Linked DNA regions of Homo sapiens: all the other regions are linked to region 2. A link is a loop called in an ENCODE intact Hi-C map of the cell type or tissue named here. Cell type or tissue: PC-3. All regions are shown on one strand. Links, peaks and the distances in the headings refer to the core of each region. The heading gives the core; the rest is flanking DNA.

Region 1 (8,417 bases), core at 1,875-6,874, 100 kb after region 2:
CGTGGCGTGGTTCTGCCTACCGCAGGCCATGGCCATGGCTCCAGCCCCTGAACCCGGAGGACCTGAGGGCCCAGAACAGCCATGCTTTGGGCCTTAGCTAATCCACATCCCACTGAACTAGTCCCTGGCAGATAAGCTTTTCTCAGTGTTTGAATTTCCCATTCACAGGGTGCGCTCGCAGAACCCAGCAGGAGGGAACAGGAGGTCCCTAGAAGTGAGGGAGTTCCAGATACCCCGTCCTGGTGGATGCTGCTGCAAGTTAGTGTTTGTGTGCGGTGAGGGGTAGGAAGTGGGTAGAACTCAGAAATAGACCACAGTGCTTCTGCGCAGAAAAGCAGACCACCCGCTGGGGTACCGGCTTCTCTGTCCTGGCGGATCCGGGTGTGGCGGGGACGAGAATCGCTCCCATGCTTAACCCTGACGTTTGGAAATCCTTCCCGGACATTGTCATTGTGAGACTCTCACGCGCCCGGCAGCCTCGGCACGTGGCTGACGGTGATTTGCTGGAAGTCGTGTTGGAAATGCGGCTCAGTGGCTGACTTCACAGTAGTAGAAACAGCTCCACCCAAAACTTAGGTGCTTTTTCTTAAGCAGGTTCAAGGAGGTTATTTTCTCCCTTTGGTTTTCTTTCGGATGTGTGTTGTAACATGAACCAAAGCGGGACACAGGTGCAGTTACCGTGGGGTCCCACGTCAGCCTGAATTTCCTGCCGGGCCGACACACAGCCTGGCCCTCGTGGGTGGGGTGGGAGGGTGCAGAGAGGCACAGAGGGCCATGGTCGGTGGAAGGGCTTCCCGTCTCTTGCCTGGTCCTGTTGGTGAAAATGAAGGGCTCTTGTTCCAGGCCTGTCACCTTGGCACCCTTTAATTAACAGTGAACTCACTTCATTCTGTGATTTTAAAAGCTGATGCATTTCACCCAAATGAACGTAACCCCACCTATTTGTCGTTGAAGTAGAGCTTTCCTGGAGGACCACATCTTCTCGACAGGTCGCAGGTCTGGCCTTGCCCGGCGCTGGTGAGCCCCAGCTGGCTTAGACCGTGTAGCTCGTCTGTTAAAGTCTGACCAGAAGTGGCCGGGCGCAGTGGCTCATGCCCGTAATCCCAGCACCTTGGGAGGCTGAGGCGGGTGGATCACGAGGTCAGGAGTTCAAGACCAGCCTGGCCAAGATGGTGAGACCCGCCCCCCCACTCCCCATCTCTACTAAAAATACAAAAAATTAGCCAGGTGTGGTGGCAGGCGCCTGTAATCTCAGCTACTCGGGAGGCTGAGGCAGAGAATTGCCTGAACCCAGGAGGTGGACATTGCAGTGAACTGAGATGACGCCACTGCACTCCAGCCTGGGCAACTGAGCAAGACTGTCTCAAAAAAAAATCTGGCCAGAAGTCCAGTCGAGGGAAAGTTTATCGCCGCAGAGACAGATGTAGGGGTGGTCAAGAGCGTGGCCCTCTGTGAGGAGGATGTAAAGTCCTCCAGGCCCAGCTCCGGGGCTCTCTGGTACTAGCTCCAGGCGCAGAGGGAGTCTCTGAGAACAGGGTTGCTGGGGACAGCCGCGGTGCCTGACCTGCAGGCCTCCATCGTTGCTGTCTGCAACTTCAGCCTCTGCCCTGAAGCTGTGGGGAAAGCTGATCTGAATCGTCCCCGAGAGCTTGGGGAGCGCCGAGGGGGCATGCAGGGCTGTGGCCAGCAGCGTGAACCCCTCGAGACTGTGGCACCCCTCCTCCTCCTCAGTCCGACAGCTGGCTCCCAAGGGATCTCCCGCAGCCTCGGGGTGATGCAGGAGATCTTCGCCACCAATGTGTTTCCCATCTGTGCTCCTCAAAGAAGGTCAGTACAAACTAGGCCGAGGACACTTGGTCAGGTAGGAGACTTTGAAACTCGGGCATCAAGAACTGAACCAGACCTGCATCTGGAAATCACACGAATGAAGTTGGTTCTTTGTGGCTCTCCCGCTCACCCAGGCTGTCTGGATGCACCCGGGTGCATGTTGCCACATTCCCCTGCAAACAGGTGCCAGCAGCTCTTGTGACTTAGCTGTGGGTGACAGGTGCTGAGCACGCGTCTGCAGCAGGGCCCCCACACAGCCCACAGGCACCGTGGGCTGTACACTCTGTGGTGCTTTCTTATTAGGAGTCAACCTGTTCAATTTTTTTTTCTTCTTTTATAAAATGTACTCAAGTCACATATAATTTCTACACCACTCACAGGTTGTACAACTGCCATGCAAATGCATTTCAGATTTACTTTTTTTTTACACAGTGAACCTTCTTGATTTTTATTTTGTTTTATTTTATTTTACTTTATTTTATTTTAAATATAGGGTCTTGCTCTGTGGCCCAGGCTGGAGTGCAGTGGTGTGATCATAGCTCATCGCAGCCTCAAAACTCCTGGGCTCAAGCAGTCCTCCCACCTTGGCCTTCCAAGTAGCTGGGACCACAGGCATGTGGCCACCACCCGCACCTGGCTAATTTTTAAATTTTGTATAGAGATGGAGTCTCACTGTGTTGCCCAGGCTGGTGTTGAACTCTTGGCCTCAAGTGATCCTCCCACCTCAGCCTTCCTGAAGTGCTGGGATTACAGGCATGAGTCGCTGCACCCAGTCTGGGTTCTTAACAAGCCTATGCAAAATTTAAAATCTCTGTTGCATCTGTCAGTCTCGAATCTCAAAAAATTACCTTTTGACCTGTCAGGCAAATTGGTTTAAAACATTCAAAATGTCCTGGCTGGGCACGGTGGCTCACGCCTGTAATCCCAGCACTTGGGGAGGCTGAGGCGGATGGATCACGAGGTCAGGAGATCGACACCATCCTGGCTAACACGGTGAAACCCCGTCTCTGCTGAAATATAAAAAATTAGCCGGGCATGGTGGCGGGCGCCTGTAGTCCCGGCTACTTGGGAGGCTGAGGCAGGAGAATGGCATGAACCCGGGAGGCAGAGCTTGCAGTGAGCCGAGATCGCGCCACTGCACTCCAGCCCAGGCGAGAGAGCGAGAGTCTGTCTCAAAAAAAAAAAAAAAATTCGAAATGCCCTTTTTCTTAACTCCATTTGAACCAGCTCACATCGATGGGCACAAGCGTCGCCAGGAAATTCAGTGTGGTAAGCTTGGCACCTACTCATGGCCACCGTGTCCTGAACTCCCTTTCCTGTGCTCAGGCCCCAGCCCACGCAGCAGGAGGACACACTGCCGAAGGGACCAGTTGGACGGCCTTCTGGCTTTAGCGCCTGTGCCTTTCAGGACCTTAAATACAGAAAGGAACCGAGTGCTCTGTGCAGCCCCTCCAAGACGGTCGCTACAGCGCCAGCACCACCTGCGCCGGGCCATCATGCCGTGACCGGACTTGGTTTACGAATACAGTGTACGAGGTTAAGATATGATAAAGTGTAAAAATATATGTTATAGCCACGGTGGTTAGTTTAACATGTTTTGTATATATGATTTTTATAAATCTATTAAAATGTGCCTTAAATTACACCTGTTTTCCTGGCGTGTTATGTCCCTGCCTCCCCCGCCACTGCTGAGAAGTGGGGGGCCCCTGAGTGTGGCACCCACCCGCCGCTATCTTTTTTTTTTTTTTTGAGACGTAGTCTCGCTCTGTTGCCCAGGTTGGAGTGCAGTGTCGCGATCTCGGCTCACTGCAACCTCCACCTCCCAGGTTCACACCATTCTCCTGCCTCAGCCTCCCAAATAGCTGGGACTACAGGCATCTGACACCACACCTGGCTAATTTTTTGTATTTTTAGTAGAGACAGGGCTTCACCGTGTTAGCGAGGATGGTCTCGATCTCCTGACCTCGTGATCCACCCACCTCAGCCTCCCAAAGTGCTGGGATTACAGTGACCCACTGCGCCCAGCCCACCTACTGCTTTCAAACAGAAGAATGTGTGTGGCAGTGGATTCTGCAGCATGCGTCGCATCCACGGGCTTCCAGAGTGCGTTCCACCGTGGGGCAAGCACCTTTCCCGAAGCAGAGGCCTCCTCACATCTTCCACACATCTGCGGTGCGCGGCAGGAGAGTGAGGTGAGCGCTCAGCACAGGGCCCGGCTCAGGCCTTAGTCCCTGTGCTTCCACTCCTGAGCTCCACCCTCCCCTGGCCTTTCCATCCCTCCCAGGCACAGGCGTCCTGGGTTGCTCTTCCTCCCGGCATTGGCAGGAACCTCCCGCGCCACCCAGTGTGTCTTCAATAGAGTCGGTCGTTTTGCAGCTGCTGGTCGCCACCACCAGACCTGTGGGCGTAAGGCAGGCAGCCAGCGATGACAGCCCGCAGGGTCACACAGGAAACATGCTGTGACATTCGTATAAACAGAAATAACGGGCTGGGCGTGGTGACTCACACCTGTAATCCAGGCACTTCGTGAGCCCGAGGCAGTAGGATTGCCTGAGCCCAGGAGTTCAAAACCAGCCTGGGCAACGTGGCTGAAACCCTGTCTCTACCAAAAACAAGTTTTTAGTTAGCTCAGTGTAGAGATACACACCTGTAGTCCAGCTACTTAGGAGGCTGAGGCAGGAGAGTCGCTTGAGCCCAGGCATTTGAGATAAGCCTGGGCAACATAGCAAGACCCCTGTATCTAAAATAATTTTTTTTTTTTAAAGGCTGGGCGCAGTGGCTCACACCTATAATCCCAGCATTTTGGGAGACTTCGGTGTTTCACTTGAGGTCAGGAGTTCAAGACCAGCCTGGCCAGCACGGTAAAACCCCGTCTCTACTAAAAAATACAAAAATTAGCCAGGCTTGGTGGCAGGCGCCTGTAGTCCCAGCTACTTGGGAGGCTGAGACAGGAGAATCGTTTGAACCCAGAAGGCGGAGGTTGCAGTGAGCCAAGATCGCACCACTGGACTCCAGCCTGGGCAACACAGACTCTGTCTCAATAAATAAAAATTCAAAAAAATAATGATCCCCTCCAGCCCCCAAAACACACACTAGTCTTTCTCTTTTTGTCACAGCGCATAAAAAGTGTTCACCCTGACGTGGGGAGACATGGAAACGGGGAGTGAACATTTGTGAAGTGACTCTTCATTTGACAGGTGTTTTAAAAGCCTCCAGCAGTGACTAAGTGTTTGTGGATGGGCGTCCGCGTGGGTAGATGAACCGGTCCATGTCAGCAGAGGAGCCGAGTCTCAGAGGGGAGCCGCGCTTTGCACGGAAAGCTCTGCAGCAGTGCGTGGCAGCCCTGTCGGTAGGTTCCCGTCGGCTCCTTGCCTTCTCAAATGCAAGGAATTGCTTATCGAATTCAACAGACACATTCTCTTTTCATTTAGCCTTCCAGAATTTCATCCTCTTCGTTTAAGCCCTTTTTAAAATTTGGAGTTGAGGCTGGGCACGGTGGCTGACGCCTGTAATCCTGGCACTTTGGGAGGCCAAGGCGGGTGGATCACGAGGTCAGGAGTTTGAGACCAGCCTGGCCAAGGTGATGAAACCCCATTTCTACTAAAAATACAAAAATTAGCCGGGCATGGTGTGGCAGGCACCTGTAATCCCATCTACGTGGGAGGCTGAGGCAGGAGAATCGCTTGAAACTGGAAGGCAGAGGTTGCAGTGAGCCAAGATCACACCATTGCACTCCAGGCTGGGCAACAAGAGCGAAACTCCATCTCAAAAAAAAAAAAAATTGGGGTTGATAGCATTTATTAATTTTGAGAATGAAAATGTAAGATGTAAGCATTATAGAAAAGCTGAGTAACAATTTATTTTGTATATCAAAGTCGTCCATCAGTCATTGCAGTATAAAATGTTCCAGGTGTATTTCCACTTGGACTGGATTTTTAAAAATAACTGTGCCATACAATCGAGCGGTGATCAAAGCTCATGTAATTAGGGCTAAGTCGTTCCCGTTGGGAGAGGCTATTGTGGGACTTGTGCGTCGGGCCAAGGGATGCTCTGGGCTCTGCTGTTGGAGCAGAGGAGGGAGCTCTGCCAGGCGCGCGGGCCTTTGCCCTCTTTAGGCATTGCTCCTGCTTGGGGGTCCGTGACAGACATCAGGTTATGCCATCAAGAGCCCCACGTGAAACAACTGCCTCCAAGTGGTGCAGGCGGGAGAGGCGGCCGGAGGATGGCAGGAATAAAGAGACACCCCCCTTCCGACAGGGGCCACCTGCCGTTCTGTCGGAGGAGTTGGGTTGGCAGCCGACAAAGCTGCTGCCCGCATCCTGCCCATCCAGTAAAGGCCTCGAGCCCTCACAAGGGGGCGCCCAAGAGGACGGCCACCACCCACCCAGAAGGGCACAGGTAGAATGTGGTAGAAGTTTGATCTCACTTCAGATGGGGGGGAAAAAAAAAAAAAAAAGTCGCCTGTTCTTGCAGCTTCCCTCCCTCTTTCCTTCCTGCTCATACATTTGGAATAAATGGCCGGAGCTCTCCTGTACCCCTGCCTGTGTTAAGCGACCCTGAGAAAAGCGTGTTCTCTGCCTCTTCCAACCCACTCCGTTTCCCGTGGTTTCTGTGACTCCCCTGTTCCCAGAGGCCTACCCCAGGTGGGCAGAGCACAGGGAGAGGAAGTCCCTGAGAGCCGGACGCAGCTCGGCCCTGGCCTGCCCGCTTCTCCCTGACCACAAGACCAAGCCCGGCTGCACAAGCCCTGTCCTGTTAGAAGGGACAGTGGAGCTCCTACGTGAGAAAGTGTTGGAAGAAATGGTGAAGAGTCCACTGCCTTCTGCTGCTGAAAGCCTGACCGAGAGGGGCGTCGGCTTCAGACTGGACCCCACACTGCCCCCGGGAGCCGTCAGCCGCGCTCATCACCTTCGTCCACGTGCCAGGTGAGTGGGCGCCCGCGGCTGCCACCAGCGTCCAAGAGTCAGGGCTGAACAAAACACGTCCCCATTCATTCCCGCTGGTCACAGACCACTGAAGGAGGCCCACGAGACAGACTCACAAAGCGCGGTGAGGGCCCTTGAACGGGAGATGGTCTTGGACTCGAGAAAGACGTGTTGGCCTTTGCTGAGAAGGGGCGGTTCAGTCATGCTGTATCCAGAAAACCAGGCACACTGTGGCGGGCAGAGCACCCTGCCTGAGAGAGAAAATGGACACTGGGCCCACAGTCAGGAGAGCCAGAGCTCTCGGCATCAGAGGAGCCCCAGGGTGGAGCCACGTGACTCCATGCCGGGCTCAGTTTCCATGTGACAGAAGTGCGTTCATTAAAAAGCCCAGGGAGCAGGCATCGAGGGAGGCCTCAGTGGTGGAATCTGGTAGGTGTCGTCTCTGGTTAATCTTGCGAGAGCTCGGGCCCCTCTCAGAGAGGGCAGGAGGTTGGACGGGCCTGGCTGCCGCGGACCCTCTGAGGGCCATTGTGGAGCCGCCGGGGGAGGCAGGGGCCGCCGTGTTTGCTCGACTCCGGTGACTATTTGGATTTGCCTCATCGTCACGGGAACACTGCAGCGGGGAAGAGTTGGACTGAACGCGTGGTGACCCCAGGACGCTTCTTGGAAATTGCTTTTTAAAATAAACCCCTGACATCAGCCTGTTTTCATTTGCCTCCCTACCCAAGAAGCTGAGTTCAAAAATAAACCTCCATTCTTCCGGGTTCTCATTCATCAAGGTGCTGCTGTAGGATGTCAGAAAAGGGAAGGCTCGGCCGGCCGTCTCCACCCGCGATCTGCATCTGTTTTTAACAGCGTTCGCAGGCCAGGGCTCTTTACAGTCAAGCCGGAAGTGTTTCCTAGATTACCCTGCGGTGTTTATCTTTGACAGCCTCGTGTTCCAAGAGCCATAAATTTGCTGCTGCTTTAGGTTTCCTTGAAACTGGGCACCTCTGTGTGCAGTTGCCCCACAGGGATCACAGCTAGATTTCAGCTCTGGAGCAGCCTGCGTGCGGGGTGAGCTCCAGAGAGCCCTTGGGTACAGGGCGAGCCGGTTCCCGGGGCCTCTCCCAGGACGGCAGCCAGGCCCCCGTGAGTCTCTCACTCTTACTGGAGCTGCAAAGCCAGCTTAGAGGACGGGCCGTCGTTTGCTTCCAGCACACAGGCAGGCAGACCCAGTTCAGGTCTATGAGCCCCGTCGCGAAGCCCTGATTCTCTCCGTCTTCACGGGGATAAAAATATTCCTGTGCAGGCCTCGCCCTCCTTTTATAAACAAAACAAATCAGTGAAGCCCCAGCAATCACGGGGGTGTTTTCGTTGGCACCTCACCTAAGAGTGCCGGCCACCCACCCAGGCCTCTCCTCAGAGTCCGAAGGAGCTGCACGGGCCAGAAAGCCTCCTGGTTATCAGAACCGAGGGGCGTGGGTGCCGGTGTGTGGGGGCTGCTCAGGGATCAGGGTGCAGGCCTCCCGCGTCCGTGCGCCTTCTTACTCTCTTCCTGCTCAGACCGCTCCAGCTTGCTTTTAGAAAGCTGCACAACAGCGGGAGAACTCGGGGTTCAAGCAAGAACAGACTGCGCCTCAACTTCCGCTCTGCCGTTTCTGAGGCTCCAGCCCTTCCCAGTCC
Region 2 (7,418 bases), core at 760-5,759:
CTGGGAAGACGCGGGCCTTAACTCTGTGTGTGAGGGGCTCTTTGTCCCTGAGGATTTCTGCAGAGGAGTGGCAGGATCTGACTTGGACATTCACGGGGTTGCCCTGGCCACCCTCACTGAGGGAGACCAGGTGGACGTGGGGGCAGTGAGAGGCTGTCATCCTGATCTGTGGGACCAGCGTGTTAGGAGTGGAGATGCTGGGAAGCGGTCAGATCCTAGAAATGTTGTGAAAGTGTTGATGTTGAAAATACCATTTTTGAGACAGGCAGACATGGGTGTGATCTGTTCAACTGGAAAAGGAGTCAACTATCTTTTAGGAACCATGTTTTGAATGTGAGCAAAAAGAATGGTGGTGGCATATGGTAATGACACTAACATGTAATGAGCGTTTCTCTCTAATTAAAGGGGATTTATTTTTATTGCCCTTATCTCTGTTTTCTAGAATGCGCATTATTTTCATGGGAAAAAGAGTCTTAGAAAAGACATTGCTTCTTTCTCTAAGTAATTTTACTGCATGATCTTTATTCTATGAAGTTTACTCATTTGCATTGGGTTTTATAGATATTAGTAGGTAGTTTGTGCTTTATTATGTCTGCAACATGCTTTTTTAATTTTTAATTTTTTTTTTAGCTTGCCTAGCCAACTAGAATGAAAGATCCTTTGACATTGAGTATTGCATTTTTATTTTTCCTGTATTCCAGCTTGTAACAGACACTTCCTAAGTGCTTATTGAACGAATTGTTCTAATTCTTTTAAGCAACGACTGGCCTCTTCCCGAACAGTTTTATTTTTCTAAATCTGCAGAGGGTTATTATTAGCATGCTTGAAAGACCAAAGAATGATTGTCTAATTCTTGAAGGTTCTCATTTGTTCTTCCTTATGCCCTCTGTTCCTGTTACCTTCCCCAAGCACTCCTCCTGCATATGCCGTCAAAGTCCTGAATTGGGGCTGCGGTTGAAGTTGGAGTGTCAGAACACGCTTTTGCCCTTACTGCTATCAGCCTTCAGTCAGATAAGTAGCCTTTTTATATAAATAGTTCCCTCTTGTCTCTGTAGAGCTGGGGAAGGCGGGGTCCCTTGGGTTTGTGTGTATGCTGGATGAAGCAGACAGAAGGGTTCTTCAGGGTATGGGGCCGTCTCTGGACTACACCAGGAAGCCTGGAAAAGGCCCTCCAACAAAGCCTGCCATAGATGATGCCTCGGACCCCACGTTTTTAGTTACAAATAATATACAAATAGTTACTGAGAATTAAAGTTACTTTCTTCAAGGCCATCAGAGTGGTTGGTAACTGTAATGTCCCTGAAAGACTCAGTGTCTTTAATCTCCTAAACCATGTTGAATTCCAGTAATGGGAGGCCAGGGAATGGGCAGAGGACTGATAGTGAATCTAGGGAGCACCTTTTTATCACATCTAGGAGGGGGCTGAGCAGACTCTCTTAGGGACTGAGGGGGTTGAGTGTTTATCTCCTTCAACTCCTTTCCAAGTCATTGTCTTTAAATCTTTCTTTTCTTTTGGAAACGGAGTCTTACTCTGTCGCCCAGGCTGGAGTGCAGTGGGGCGATCATAGCTCGCTGCAGCCTTTACTTTCTGGACTCAAGTGATCCTCTCAGTTCAGCCTCCTGTGTAGCTGGGACCACAGGCACGCACCACCACGCCTGGCTAATTTTTCTGTAGAAACAAGGACTCACTATGTTGCCCAGCCTGGTCTCAAACTCCTGGGCTCAAGCAGTCCTCCTGCCCTGGGCTTGCAGTCCTTTTTCTTTTTGTTGATTGAGGCTGATCTCACGCTCTTGGGCTCAAGCAGCCCTCCCACCTTGGCCTCCCAAAGTGCTGGGATTACAGGCGAGAGCCACCACGCTTGGCCCTTCAATCTTTATCAGGGTTTGAGAAGGGGACTTCCATAAGATATGTCTTAGATTGGGGAGGTTAAGAGTGTGCCAGGTCTCAGGCCCACCTAACTCAGAACTACCACTCTTAGTTACTGGACTGTCTACAGATGCTAGTTCCAGTAGGTAGATCTCTGAATTCTGAAGAAATTGCCCAGTGAAGCCTGACATGCAAAACAACCACTCCAGTCGCTGCCGCTGTATGGTTGAAAACGTACGAAGAACAACATCTCGGAGGAGGCATAGCTTCCCACAGAAGCTTCAGAATTTGTAGGTTTAGATAAAAAGTTAAAAGAGAATGGGAAGGCTAAGCACATTCTAACGTTTTTTAGCTAGGTTTGTTAAGAAATGTTGGTGGTAATCTGAATCACCCTTGTTGATGTGTATATCACATTTTACATAGTTCTAGTCATCACATCCTGGAATGTCAGCCTGGGCGGGCATGCGAGGGCCTGGTCTGATTCCCCTGTGTCCCTAGGGCCTGGCACCATGGCAGCACATAGTAGGCATTTGAGTATTTGTTGGATGCATAAATAAATTCTTGTAATAAATACAGGAAAAAGGTCTTAGGGAACTTGAAAGCCAAATTTTAATATTGATGATCTTGTAAACAAAGTATTTTTCATGTTTTAGTAACATGAAGGTCAGGATTCCACTAAGCAGGAATATGGTGTAACCTCATGTTTCCTGGCAACTAGCCCTTTGCTACTAGACTTGCCACAGGAAGGGAAAGAGCTTACCTAGCATTGTTCATCACTGTCTTGCTAAGGTGGAGGAAAACGAGGAGCAGGGAGCTGAGAAAATAGAATAACTGCAGGAGTTTCTCTTGTCCATAGGGCACACCGTTTGGGGTGAATTGTTTTGCTTGGGGCCACCCAGTGAGTTCGTTTGGAGTTGCAAGCCTCGCTTCCTTATATAGAGTCATTGATACAATTGGGGAGTTTCCTGAGTGGATGATTAAAGCAGTTCTGTATTCATTCTTCTCTGTAAGTGCCAACACCTGGCCGTGATTTCTCTGCGGTCAGCTGGAGACTGACATCCATTTTCTCACAGTATTTACGAGGGAAGGGAACCCTGGTTGGTGAATTCATTCTCATGGTCTTTTTGCCCGAGTCAGCAGCAAGACAGTCACCTTGCCACGGGAGGCAGCGTGTCCCTGTGTTGAACAGGCGGAGAGTCTCCCCTCAGGATACAGCAGGAGTGATTGGAATGATTCTGTTTCTCAGCCTGTCTTGCAGAACATCTGTAATCTAAGCGTCATCACAAAAATTCTTAAGCCAAGAATAAGCAGAACATTAACCAGAGAATAATTGATTGGCATCTTTCACCTAGACAACATTTTTGTGAAATGGGAGTGATTCCTGTGGAGTTTTGTCCATGTTGATGAAAACATGGATGTAGGCCGGGCGCGGTGGCTCACGCCTGTAATCCTGGCACTTTGGGAGTCCAAGGCAGGAGGTTTCTTGAAGTCAGCAGTTCAAGACCAGCCTGAGCAACATAGTGAGATCCCATCTCTATCAGAAATTTTTAGAAATTAGCTGGCCATGGTGGTGCATGCCTGTAATCCCAGCTACATGGGAGTCTGAGGCAAGAGGATGGCTTGAGTCCAGGAGCTTGAAAGCTGCAGAGAGCTGTGATTGCACCACTGCATTCCAGCCTGGGTGACAGAGTGAGATCCTGTCTCTAAAGTAAAAAGTTTTAAAAGACACAGTTGGAGTTTCCTCTTTGGAAGATTACAGGGCAGAGGCCAGGGTGGTCAGTGAGTCAGGAGCTGGTGACTGGCCGGTGGGGCAGGTCTGGACAACAAGCAGCTGCCACACTGTGTGTCACTTCCGTGCTCTGTGCTTTACAGCGCTTGGGACTTTCTTTTTCAATTTTTTAGCTTTTTTAATTTTATTTTTTATTTTTTTGTAGCGATAGGTTTTGCATGTCTCCTGGGCTAGTTTCAAGCGATCCTCTCACCTCAGCCTCCCAAAGTGCTGGGATTACAGGCATGAGCCACCATGCCTGGCCTCAGCTTAAAAAAAAAAAAAAAAAAGCTTTATTGAGCTATAACTCACATATCATACCATGCCCTCATTTAAAGCCTACAATTCAGTGGACTTCAGTCTATTTACAGAGCTGTGCAGCCATCACCACAGTCAATTTTTAAAACATTTTCATCACCCCAGAAAGAAACCCTGCAGCCACTGCACATTTTCCTCCTGCCCCAGCCCCAGCCCCGGGCGGCCACCAGCCCACTTTCGACACCGTGGATTTCTCTCGACGCTGTTGATTTGCCTTTTCTGAACATTTTATGTAAATGGAATCATACAGTATGTTGTCTTCTGCGACGGACTTCTTAGCATCGTTTCTTCAAAGTTCATCCATGCTGTAGCGTGGCATCGTCATCCCTCTAAGCGGCCGAATAGCATTCCCTTTTGCTACGCCCCGTTTTGTTTATCCGTGCCTCAGTCAGTGGCATCTAGGTTCTTTCCATCTTTTGTGTGTTATGAATGATGTTGCTATAAACATCCATGTGCGGGTTTTGGTGTGAACATGTTTTCTCTTGGGTGTATTCCTAGGAGTGGAATTGCTGAGTCAAATGGTTGCTTTATGTTTAACATTTTGACGAGCTACCCGAGTGTTTCTGAATTGGCCGCAACATTTCTGTTCCCACCAATATAACGTCTTTGGGGTCTAACCGTGCTTGTGTTTATCTGTCCTTTGAATTCCAGCCATCCCGTTTTCGGTTTGCCTTTCCTCGATGGTGAATGAGGTATAGCATCTTTTCATGTGCTTATGGGCCATTTGCGTATCTTCTTTGGAGATATGGCTATACAGATCCTTTGCCCATTTTTTTAATTTGGATTATTTGTCTTTTATGCAGACTAGGGAATTTCTTAAGGGGACTGCTTTTGGTTATTGTGTTTCTCACTTATAAACTCACCTTTCAGTAATGAGTCACATACACCTCCACAGCTGTTTTGGTTTTCTGTTGCCACTGTAACAAATTACCACAGGCTTCGGGACTTAAAACATTTATTTGTTAGCTCCTAGTTGCTTGGGTCAGAGGTCTGGGCACAGTGTGGCTCAGTTGGTTGCCCTGAGTGTCATGAGACTAACAGGAAGGTTCCAGCCGGACTGTGTTCCTTTTTGGAGGCTCTGGGAATGCATCGGCATCCAAGTTCATTCAGGTTGTGGCAAGGGTTCAGGTCCTTGCAGCTGTAGGACTGAGGTCCGGTTTCTTTTCTGACCTCCCTCGGCTCCTGGAGGCCTCCCTCCAGTCTTGCTTGCAGCCCCTGCAACTCAGAACCAGCAGCGAGCGGCTCACAAGGAACCTGCCAGACTTTTCCACCTTCCACATCTGCTTGTAAGGACTGGTGACTCCATCAGGCTCGCAGGGTAATCCAGAATAATCGCCCTATTTTAAGCTCAGCTGATTGGTAGCCTTAATTACCTCTGCAAAGACCTTTCACCTAGGTTCCCAATTGATGAATACCCCCGGCCATCTTTAGAATTCTGCCCGTGCCACGGGCTTGTGGCCTGCCTTACAGCCTTCTAGTTACAGGGGACCATGAAAGGGTTGTGAGGCTGGTCAGAGAGAGTAAGTGAAAACGGCAAGCGAAACCTGTGGGAGAGGCCACTTTGAGTCGCCTCCCTCCCTTGTTCGTTTGTCCTTTGCTTTTTTTTTTTTTTTTCAAGTTAGGGTCTCTGTCACCCACGCTGGAGTGTAGTGGCGCGATCTCGGCTCACTGCAACCTCCACCTCCTGGGCTCAGGCAATTCTCATGCCTCAGCCACTTGAGGAGCTGGGACTACAGGGCTACGCCACCATGCCCAAATATTGTTTGTATTTTTATTAGAGTCGGGGTTTCACCATGTTGCCCAGGCTGGTCTCGAACTCCTGACCTCAGGCAATCTGTGTGCCTTGGCCTCCCAAAGTGCTGGGATTACAGGCATGAGCCACCGCACCAGGCTTCCTGTTCTTTATTATAAGTTGTATTTTCTTTATTACAAGCTGTAGTTTGTCTAGCCTCTAATCAGTGGTTCTCCGTTGGAGAGACTATGCTCCCCAGGGGGACATTTGGCAGCGTCTGCAGGCGTGTTTGGTTGTGACACTGATGGGTGCCGCCGGCATCTGATGGTTGGAGATGCTGCTGACTGTCCTGCAGTGTGTGAGGCGCTCCAAAACAGAATTCCCCAGCCCCCAGATGTCAGTACTGATGTGGTAAACAAACTTTGTTCTATGTCAGATGGCCAGTTTTTTAATGGCAGAATTACACTATTATGTAAATAATTGATGTTCTTAATGATGACTCCCCCCAGAACCTACAAAACCCTGACATGCCTGTTAGCTGTGTAGGGAGTCATTCCGTGTTCATTGAATTAATTTTAATACGTTATAGTGAACTACAGTCCCACTTGAAACATTAAGAGCAATCTTACAGTGTGCTAGTACTTTTTCTTCTTTTTTTGTTTAGTTTCCTAACTATGAAAGCAGGTGTTCTAATACATTTGGAACTAATAATTCATGTGTAGTGTACTTATGGAGACTTAAAAATAAAACTAAAGGGAGGGAAGGAGGAATGGAAGGAGGAGATGATAATTAACAAAGAATTCCTTATTCACAATTAATAGATGACAACATTTGTCATAACTTTAGATGTTTCTTCTATGTTCCGTTCTCCTCCCCAGTCCTAATACTGGAACCAAACTGCTTAGACCAGAATCCTGAGTGACCTTGGATCAGCTGCATTCATTCATTTGTTCCACAAACATCTGAGTGCCAGGGGCTGTTTTCAGCATTGGGAATAACAGCAGTGGCCAAAAGTCAGAGTCCATGTTGTCTGCGTAATGGGCAGGTTAGGGACAAATAATGAGTAAGTGAAGAAATATATAATGTCTCCACAGAGAGAGCTGAGGGGCTGGTGTGGGCAGAGCAGAGTGAGTGAGGGCGAGAGAGCAGGTGGACATGGGGTGGCTGGGGTAAGGGAGGATATACAGTCTTGCAGGCTGTGTAAGGATTCTCATTTAAAGTGGAGTATGGGCCGGGTGTGGTGGCTCATGCCTGTAATCCCAGCACTTTGGGAGGCCGAGGCAGGGGTGGGAGGAATCACCTGAAGTCAGGAGTTCGAGACCAGCCTGGCCAATGTGGTGAAACCCCGTTTCTACTAAAAATACAAAAAATGAGCTGGGCATGGTGGCGCGTGCCTGTAATTTCAGCTATCAGGAGGCTGAGACAGGAGAATCGCTTGAACCCTGGAGGTGGAGGTTGCGGTGAGCCGAGGTCGCGCCATTGCGCTACAGCCTGGGCAATAGAGCGAGACTCTGTCTCAAAAATAAATAAATAAAAATAAAGTGGAGTATGATGGGAAGCCATTGGAAAGTTTAAGTAGAGAGTTGAACTGACCCAACTGTGTTTTTAAAAGGGTCATTGTTTGTTAAGTGGGGAGTGTAGACCTCCTCCAGGGGTAGGAGGTGGAAGTGGGCAAGAATGAGAGCAGGGGCATCAGTGAAGAGCAGCAGAGACCCAGACTGACTTGATGGGAG
Region 3 (8,417 bases), core at 1,730-6,729, 60 kb after region 2:
GTGCCTGTGGTCCCAGCTACTCGGGAGGCTGAGGCAGGAGAATGGCGTGAACCCGGGAGGCGGAGCTTGCAGTGAGCCGAGATTGCGCCACCACACTCCAGCCTGGGCGACAGAGCGAGACTCCGTCTCAAAAAAAAAAAAAAAGTCAGCCTGTGATTCTTTTTTTCCCTTAGATTTTAATCCAAGTGATTATGAATGTCAAGGATTAAAATTTGGGGGGGTTATTTGGGATTCCCTGGATTCAGATTTCTGAGATTATGCTTCCTTTCCTTTAAGGAAAGGTTTTCATTTTCATTATAATACAAAAAGCAAACTGCTTATTACTTTTCCACCGTACAAAATGCAGTTGACCTACCTCAACGCTTTGTGCATTCACCTGAACAGAAGCATTTTGGATAACTAACGCGTGCTTAAGCCTCTGAGGACCTCATTCACTAAGAGGACGAGGCGGCGCAAGTCCAGCTGTGGTCAGTCTCAGTGTTCCCTTCAGGGTCCGCCGGCTCACGCTGGGAGAATGAGAGGGACTTCAGATGCTGCTTCAGTTCCCAGCTGTGGCTGAAGCTACTGGGTTCACCCAGCTCACCTACAGTTTACAGAGAAATAAAGCAAAACTCAGATGCATTCAGACAGAACCCCACCTCGAGGGCAGCCTCAGCTCTGATGAGACCAGCTGACAGGCCCTGGCTCCCTAAGCCATGGCAGAGGAGATCATTCATTCACATGTCAGAGACAAAGCCCAGGAGTCTGGATTGTGAAGTAAACGCTGAGCCCGACCACAACCACTGTGAATACTGGGCAACTGGGGCGTCTCAGAGGATTCAGGTAATTGAACAAATAGACTTCATACGGAATCTCAACTCTCCTCTGGTCAGCAATATCAGATGTACTTCTGTGTGAATAATAAACCAGACTGCCTGGATGCGGGAGCACACGCCTGGAATCCTGGCACTTTGGGAGGCTGAGATGGGAGGATCACTCCAGCCTAGGAGTTTGAGACCTGCCTGGGCAACATAGTGAGATCCCATCTTTATTAAAAAAAAAAAAAAAAAAGAAATTAGCTGGGGATAGGTGGCACGTGCCCGTGGTCCCAGCTACTCAGGAGGCTGAGGCAGGAGGATCACTTGAGCCCACTTCAGTTTGAGGCTGCAGTGAGCCATGATTGCACCACGGCCCCCTAACCTGGGCAACAGAGTGAGACCCTGTCTCAAAACCAAAATGATAAAAAATACTCAACCAATCAGAGGACACCAGCACAGCAGCCTTAGGAAGACTTCTAGAAAGTATAGGCAAGCCTCACTTTAGGTGCGTACCCTGTTCTCATGCCCCTGTAGTGTTGCTATAGGAAAGAAGGGTGCATAATTGGATTCACTTTAACCAAGACTCTAAAGCAACAGCTCAGCTGAGCTCCTTCTCTCTCCGTCTCCCTCGCTCTCTGCCAGCCATGGAGGCCACTGAGTGGGGATCTCAGTGCAGAGGTCCCGGCCTCGCCTGCCCAGGGAGCTTTCTTGTTCCAGGCGACAGGAAAAGCAGAGCCTGTGGGGGAGGCATTTTGTGCAGGGAAGGCACATTTAGAAGAAGCTTTGGTTTCCTGGACAAGCCCAGGCTTTCTCATTCTTACCAGGGATCTTCCTTAGATGCTTGTCCTTGGGAAGTGTAAATGTGTTCACTGCAGCTCTTTCTGCATATTTTAGACCTTAAAATAATTGTTTTTTGTTTCGAGCTAGCCTTAGATTACAGGACCATTGAGAATTGAGACACTGCTTGGGACATGGACTGGAGCTTCATCCTCAGCCATAGAGCAGCACTGCTGCCGGGGTTGAGGGAGCTCGGGGAGCTTTTCCAGACAAAACCTTTGCTCCAGGCGTTTGGCAGGGCCATAGGAAGAGCTCCTTTGTGGGCTCCCTGAGCTGGAACTCGGCCTTCTCCGCCCGATGAAGCAAACAAACTGTGCCGAGGGCGCACCGGCATTTGTGCCGTCAGCAAGCCGGGCTGTGTCTCAGCCTCACAGCACTCCTCCCACGGGCCTGGGAAGGCAAATGTGTTTTCTGAACTGTGTTGAGACCGTGTGTGTGTGTGTGTGTGTGTGTGTGTGTGTGTGTGTGTTGGGGTGTCTTGTGAAGTCCTGCTAACCTCTTGTCAGCAGAATATTCGAGAAATGCTTCTGAGAAGAGAGAGGAAGATGACTTCAGAGGCTGCTTGTGGTCTCTCACTCAAGGCTGGTAGGGAGCCCCGGTCTGCGTCCTGGAGGAACGGCACGCTGAGTCCTGGGCCAGTGGCCGGCGGGGCTGTTGGCGACCACAGTAGCACACAAGGGCTCTTTCTGAGGAGCAGGAGACCCTGGCACGGGCCCCACGGGAGTGTCTGGGGCGTCCCCGCCTGTGGCCTCTTCTCCCCGCCGCAGCACCAATGGCTCCACGAGCAGGGCTCGGAGCTGGCCCTCTCCTGCTTCGGAGCCGCGCTGACTGGGTGTGTGGCGGATGGGAGGCCGCCCTGAGTGCTCCTCCTCCCTTTTGTACAGCCTGGGTGGAAAGGACGGGCCTGGTGCACTTCCTGCGGGAGGGAGGACATGGGGCCTGCTTCCCTCTGGCGCTCCTCCACCCGGGCAGCGTGGTTTCTTTCCAAATGATTTATCCTCTCATCGTCCTGCCGCTCTGTGCTTCATGGCATTGGGGTCTTATCCGGAAGGGGATTGTCCTTTTTTGGGTTTGTAAATGTAATTTTCAGGAAATGTCATTGGATCTAACTCCAGAATAGAAGGCGTGGTGGAACTGCTTTTGTAGTCCACAGTTAGGCTACTCACACCTCAGGCCCCGCACACGGGTGGGTTCAGAGGCTGGACTTTGGAGTTAAGTAGCGTTTTTGCCCTTGGCCAAGTTAACGTCTAAGCTTTGGTTTCCTCAGTGAGGAAAGTGGGAACCGCCATACCGTGTCTGGATTCGGTGGGATCGTGTGTGTCCAGCAGCAGTCGCGCAGCGCCTGGCGTGAGTGGTGGGTGCACGCCGGCCCCGCCATGTGCACCTTCTGTGACGACCCTAAGTCAGGGTGGTGTTTCCTAGCAGTGCAGAACACGAAGCCCTTACAACTTCTCCTAGAAACGAAGCCTGGGTTGACCCCTCCACCTCAGGGTGAGAGCTTTTGGTATTTTGAGTCAGTATTTTTGGCATGTCTTGTTTTCACAGGTTTCTCTGCCGCTTTCGCTTTTTTCTGGAGGGGCTGGAGGTAGGGACAGTAATGAAGGTAAGGAATGCGGATGGAGCCGCAGTTCTCTGCGAGTGTTCTGTGTGAGTGCTGGGAGGCCTCGGTGAGGTTAGGCTGTGGTGCTGGGTGGACTGGTGGGCGGCTGGACACTCCACATTTTTCCCTTACATTTGGACATTCCGTGGATACGACAGATGGGAAAACTGGACCAGCTGGAAGCCGAATTTTACGTTGTGACCTAAAGAGCTGTTAGGTACTCAGCACTATCCAGGGTATGAAAGCAGCATTAGTTGGTCATCTCTTCACGTTTTAATGAACGTGAAGTGCCGATGCTCTTTTCATTTTCCAGTGGCCCATCTTGTCAACTCTTCATTGTTTTTTAAGCAAATTCAAGGATTCGGTCAAAGGAGAACCAATAGCTGCAAATTGTAAATCCTGTGAAATTGTCTTTGGGTTCCGTCCTGAGAGGCCGGTTCGGGAACGTGCCCTGTGTAAAGTGAGAACTGTTTGTATCCTAGGAATTCGGTAGATGAGGTAGTGACAATTCTGGAGGGCGATGCTGTCCGTTCCAGCTCTTTTTAGTCATCCTGAATTGCATCAGGTTTTAGGAAAAAGTTTCTGGTTTTCTTCTTTATTTGTACTAGGCTTCTGAAATATCTCAAATTCTGCCATGAAGTCAGCCGTCCTTGGGAGTCTGTGTGGCACAGATGTCTGGTTTCAGGGAAATCACAGCTGCCATCTGCGTGCCCACCCCGTGCCTCTAGGCATAGCCAGCAGACGGCTCTGTGAGCATGGGGTGGTGGCTTTGACCTCATAGAAGAGGAAACTGAGACCCAGAGGGGGACTGTGCCATCCACGGCCGGGAGGTAGCAGAGCCGGGGCTGCTGTGCTGGGAGCTTGTTTGCGCAGTGCCGTGCACGGTGGCTCGGTGAGGCGGCCGTGGTTGTCTCCCATCCGCATAACTCTAAGAGGAGCCCCACAGCCGAGAGCCAGACGTGTAGGAAATGCTTTCTATGAGATGCGTGCTACGTTCCTGACTCCGTTTACATGTCATTGTTTTGGGTCTAAAACAACATGCTGTCCCAAAACTACCCATGAACTGTGAGGACTGAGAGCAAGCAACTTCGTCAAGACTGTGGGAAGGACAGGGGGAGCTGGAGTGGGGAAGGTGCCAGCCAGAACCCCCCACTCCCCACCAAAGAAGCCACATTGCTGTGAGGATGTGACAACTTCTGTTCCTCGTGTCACCAGCCTCTTGCAGACAAGCTAACCTCTGGTGACTTGGTAAAGCCACGCAGCTGGGACGGTCCAGCAGTAGGGAGCTCGACGCTGTCCCTAGAGGAAAGATTAGAAATGGTCGTAGCTAAACTTAGCTCTGGATAAGCTGCCTGTAGAAGGAAATGGAGATGGATTTGGAGGGTGGAGGTTGGGAAGGTTTAAAGGGACAGTGACAGGTCTGTCCTGCTTGAGGGATGTGTGTGGAAAGTCTTCACAGGCTCTGGTGCAGTGCTCGTCAGGGACGCCCTGATGTGACGTGGTGCCATAGTCATCTTAGGTCTTTGGAATGAAGAATAGGCTCTGCCCAGAAGGAAGTGAAGCCACGGTGTTGATTTGACAGGCAGAAGGGCCTGGGTGGTTCTCAGGTGCTTACCACAGCGTCCGGGAAAGACCACTGACATTGATTGCTTTGATCTCCTGGGTGATTGGCAGTGAGCCAGTTCAGATCCTCTGACTTGGTGTCCCCCTGGTGTACTGGTAAGGCATTCTATTGAGTCGAGCCTGTGCAGAACACAGCAGGTTGTGGACCTAGGGAGGCAGCGCTGCTGGGAGGCGAGCCTGAGCAGCTCGTGCTGGGGTGTGCCCTCCTGCCTGGACTCTGCACGCGTTGGGTGTGTCTTCAATCTCCACTCCTTCCCCAGGCAGAGGCGGGCGATGGGAAGAAAGCACGTCCATCACGTGGGGCTCTCTTTGTCCACACATCCAAGCTACACATTGCCAACAGAGGCCTTGGAGCTCTTGACCTTCAGTTCCTCAACCTTGACATCCTAGTGTTTTCATATTTTAAAAAATACTTTTAAAACTGAGTGTTCCTGTCATTTTTATGCATTTGTGGTCATGTGACAAAGCCACTGGTGGCTTCCAGCCTACACAGCCTGCTTGGCAGGAGCAGGTGGCAGAAAGCAGGGAGCGGAGCTTTTCAAAGGACCTCAGCTGGCCGTGGGGCTCTGAGACGGGGGCGGACAATCGCATTGGACGGCATCTGCACCCGTTGCAGAAACTGCCTGGAGGGAGCGGCCCAGCCCTAAGGACAGTTTTTTTCATGGCCTTCAGTCTGTGTTTTTTCTCTTTTGCTCTTTTTAAAATTCTGAAGTGTATACATCTCTCTCCTATCCTGTATGACTACAGAAGAGGGTCTGAAAAAATAGGCACAGCGTGAAACAGCATGAACAAACACCTCTGAACCTGCCACTCAGATGAAAAACATCAACAGTAATTCATAAACCCCATGTGAGCCACTACCGCCACCCCAGCGTCACCACTATTCTAGTATTTGGCTAATTATTCCTTTCCTTTTACTTGTCTTTTTACCACCTATTCCTAAACAGTAGTAACTTACCACTTGGGCATGTTATTTAACCACTTTGTCTCAGTCTTCCCATCTGTCACATGGACAGAACAGTAATAACACACCGTGAGTATTGTGAGAATGAAGGTGATATGGGGGAGGCCCTTAGAACAGTGCAGGCACATAGGAAGTGCAAGGTAGGTGTGAGTTCTTACAGCTAGCGCTTTGTTTCCTTTTGCCTGTGTTTTAACTTCATGTAAATAAGGACAGTATAACCATTTTATGACTTATTTCTTCAGCGTTATATTTTGAGATCCATCATGGGGTTTTTATTTTTATTTTATTTATTTATTTATTTATTTATTTATTTATTTATTTATTTATTTATTTTGAGACAGTGTTTTGCTCTGTGGCCCAGGGCTGAGTGCAATGGTGTAATCTCGGCTCATTGCAACCTCCGCCCCCTGGGTTCAAGTGATTCTCCTGCCTCAGCCTCCCCAGTAGCTGGGATTACAGGCGCCCACCACCACGCCCCGCTAGTTTTTGTATTTTTAGTAGAGACGGTGTTTCACCATATCAGGAGGCTGGTCTCGAACTCCTGACCTCAGGTGATCCACCTCGGCCTCCCAGAGCGCTGGGATTATAGGCATGAGCCACCGCGCCCAGCAGAGACCCATCATGTTGATACATGCGGTGATAACCCTCTCATATCCATTCTTCTGTGGTGTTCTATTAGATGAGTAAACTGCACTTGATTATCCACTGAACCAGAGGTGGGCACTGGTGGCTTCCAGCCTAGGGCTGTGACTCTGCTGTTAGGGGCACGCTGCTACACAGGCACCAACCTCTCTAGCACAGGGGTTCCTCCAAGTGTGCTGTGGGGGCCCCCGAGACCCTTTCAGGGGTTCCCCCAGGTTCCTTGAAAGGCTCCCCTGATTAGATCAGGCCCACCAAGATCACCTCCCTTTGGCTTAGCTGAAAGTCGCCCAATCACAGGAGATACGTTCCATCACACTCCAGCTTCCTCCCACGCTGCAGGGGAAGAAATTGCACAGGGCGTGTGTCATTGAGGCTCGTCTTAGAACCCTGACAGCACAGAACACATGAAACTGCTGAGACACTGTCTGCCCTTTACACCCTCTTTCATGTGCAAGCCTGCATTGGAGCTTTTCAGAGGCCACACGACGTATGAGGATGTCATCACTTGGATGGCGAATGAGATAAGTGTTTGCAGAGCCTTGTTTTCTTAAAGTGCTAGGATTACAGTGTGAGCCACTGCACCCGGCCCTAAAGCCTTGTTTTCTTAAAAGCTCTGAGTTTTCATTTCTAATACTGTAAGCATCGATAGTTGGGGAGATGTTGAGTTTTTGGGTTTTTGTCTTTGTTTAAGAATAGGATAGTAAAAATAGAGGGGCTTTCCATAAAGAGCCTGAAGCAACAGCTGCTGACTCATCCTGTTGGTTTTGAGTTAGGGAGTGACTCATCCCCAAGCAAGAGGTTTTCCAGACATTTATTAGGTCTGTAGAGCTTGTGTTCTGTGTTAACCAGGCAGCTACATTTGCAGGGGGAGGGAAGAATCATTCCTTATTATTGCTATTCTGATGTGGGGACAGCGAACAGGAGTCAGAGAACCACTAAGCTATTAAAGGAAAAAATATTTAAGCTGCCATTTAAAAAGTCAGGTTTGAAAAAACACATGTCTTCATTGACTCAGCAAGCGTTCAGTACGTACTAAGTGCAAGAGGTCCCTGGGGCTGAGAATGTGCAGGGAAGATGACATTTTCCTTTATGCTTCATGGTTATTTTGCCCTAAGAAGTACTAAAGGTTTTTTGTTGCTGGATGAAAAGATTACCACCAATTAGCAACTTAAAACGGCACAGATGTAATGATCTCCCAATGTGCTTGGGTCAGCAGCCTGGGCATCCAGAGTTCGCCACGTGCTCTGCTCGGAACCTCGCAGGCTGGTGCACCTGGCCGCGTTCCCATCTAAGGCTTGTCATCCTTTTTCAAGCTCACTGGTACTGGCAGAGTTCATTTCCTTGCAGTCCTCTGACTGATGTCCCATTTTCTTACTAGCTGGCAGCTCCTAGGGGTGCCCTCACTTCCTTGCCACGTGGCTCCTCCTCATAACACGGCTGTGTGCTTTCTTCTAGGTCAGCAGGAGAGCACCTCTTTTAAAAGGCCCACCTGACATGGCGAAACCCTGTCTCTACTAAAACTACAAAAAATTAGCCGGGCATGGTGGCGGGCGCTGCGGTCCCAGCTACTTGGGAGGCTGAGGCAGGAGAATGGCGTGAACCCGGGAGGCAGAGCTTGCAGTGAGCCAAGATCGTGCCACTACACTCCAGCCTGGGTGACAGAGCAAGACTCCGTCTCAAAAAAAAAAAAAAAAAAAAAAAAGGCCCACCTGATTAGATCGGGCCTGCCAAGGTCACCTCCTTTTTTCCCCCGCCTTGGGACAGAGTATCGCTCTGTTGCCCAGACTGGAGTGCCACTGGCACAATCACGGTTCACTGCAGCCTCGAACTCCCCAGCTCAAGAGAACCTTCCACTTCAGCCTCCTGAGTAGCTGGAACTACAGGCATGTGCCACCACACCCGGCTACTTTTTAAATTTTTAATAGAGATGAGGTCTCACTGTGTTACCCAGACC

What was found. Hi-C counts contacts between places; a loop is a spot of excess contacts. Peaks named below come from ENCODE experiments on the same cell type or tissue, not always from the same donor. Only the 100,000 strongest peaks of a DNase experiment are listed, where the experiment ranks them.
Region 1: a loop joins it to region 2, with 6 times the contacts of the local background. A loop is called at or near these places in 9 of 110 quality-filtered maps.
Region 3: it touches region 2 in a loop (4-fold over the local background); 21 of 110 quality-filtered maps call a loop at or near these places.

The regions. Positions count from the first base shown.
Region 1 is chr7:2,716,875-2,725,291 of GRCh38, reverse strand. AMZ1 (archaelysin family metallopeptidase 1) reads right to left here. Exons shown (of 7, transcript NM_001384743.1): 7 at 5,609-8,417. Among named protein-coding and RNA genes, the nearest start is that of AMZ1, 33 kb to the right of the region's middle. In PC-3, for the core only: CTCF peaks have their summits at 4,191, 5,994 and 6,196 (motif pointing right); a DNase peak (open chromatin) is centred at 4,191; H3K27ac peaks cover 686 bases.
Region 2 is chr7:2,816,909-2,824,326 of GRCh38, reverse strand. All of the region lies in intron 1 of GNA12 (G protein subunit alpha 12), which reads left to right. Among named protein-coding and RNA genes, the nearest start is that of GNA12, 24 kb to the left of the region's middle. RefSeq lists enhancers at 1,941-2,630, 2,631-3,320. In PC-3, for the core only: CTCF peaks have their summits at 2,848 and 3,048; DNase peaks (open chromatin) are centred at 2,306, 2,766, 2,896 and 3,586; H3K4me3 peaks cover 866 bases; H3K27ac peaks cover 3,608 bases.
Region 3 is chr7:2,756,878-2,765,294 of GRCh38, reverse strand. The region is part of intron 2 of GNA12 (G protein subunit alpha 12); the gene reads left to right. It also overlaps a transcript of AMZ1 not described here. Among named protein-coding and RNA genes, the nearest start is that of AMZ1, 73 kb to the right of the region's middle. RefSeq lists enhancers at 1,676-2,204, 2,735-3,264, 7,018-7,307. In PC-3, for the core only: a CTCF peak has its summit at 4,531; no DNase peak of the experiment used is centred there; H3K4me3 peaks cover 320 bases; H3K27ac peaks cover 1,069 bases.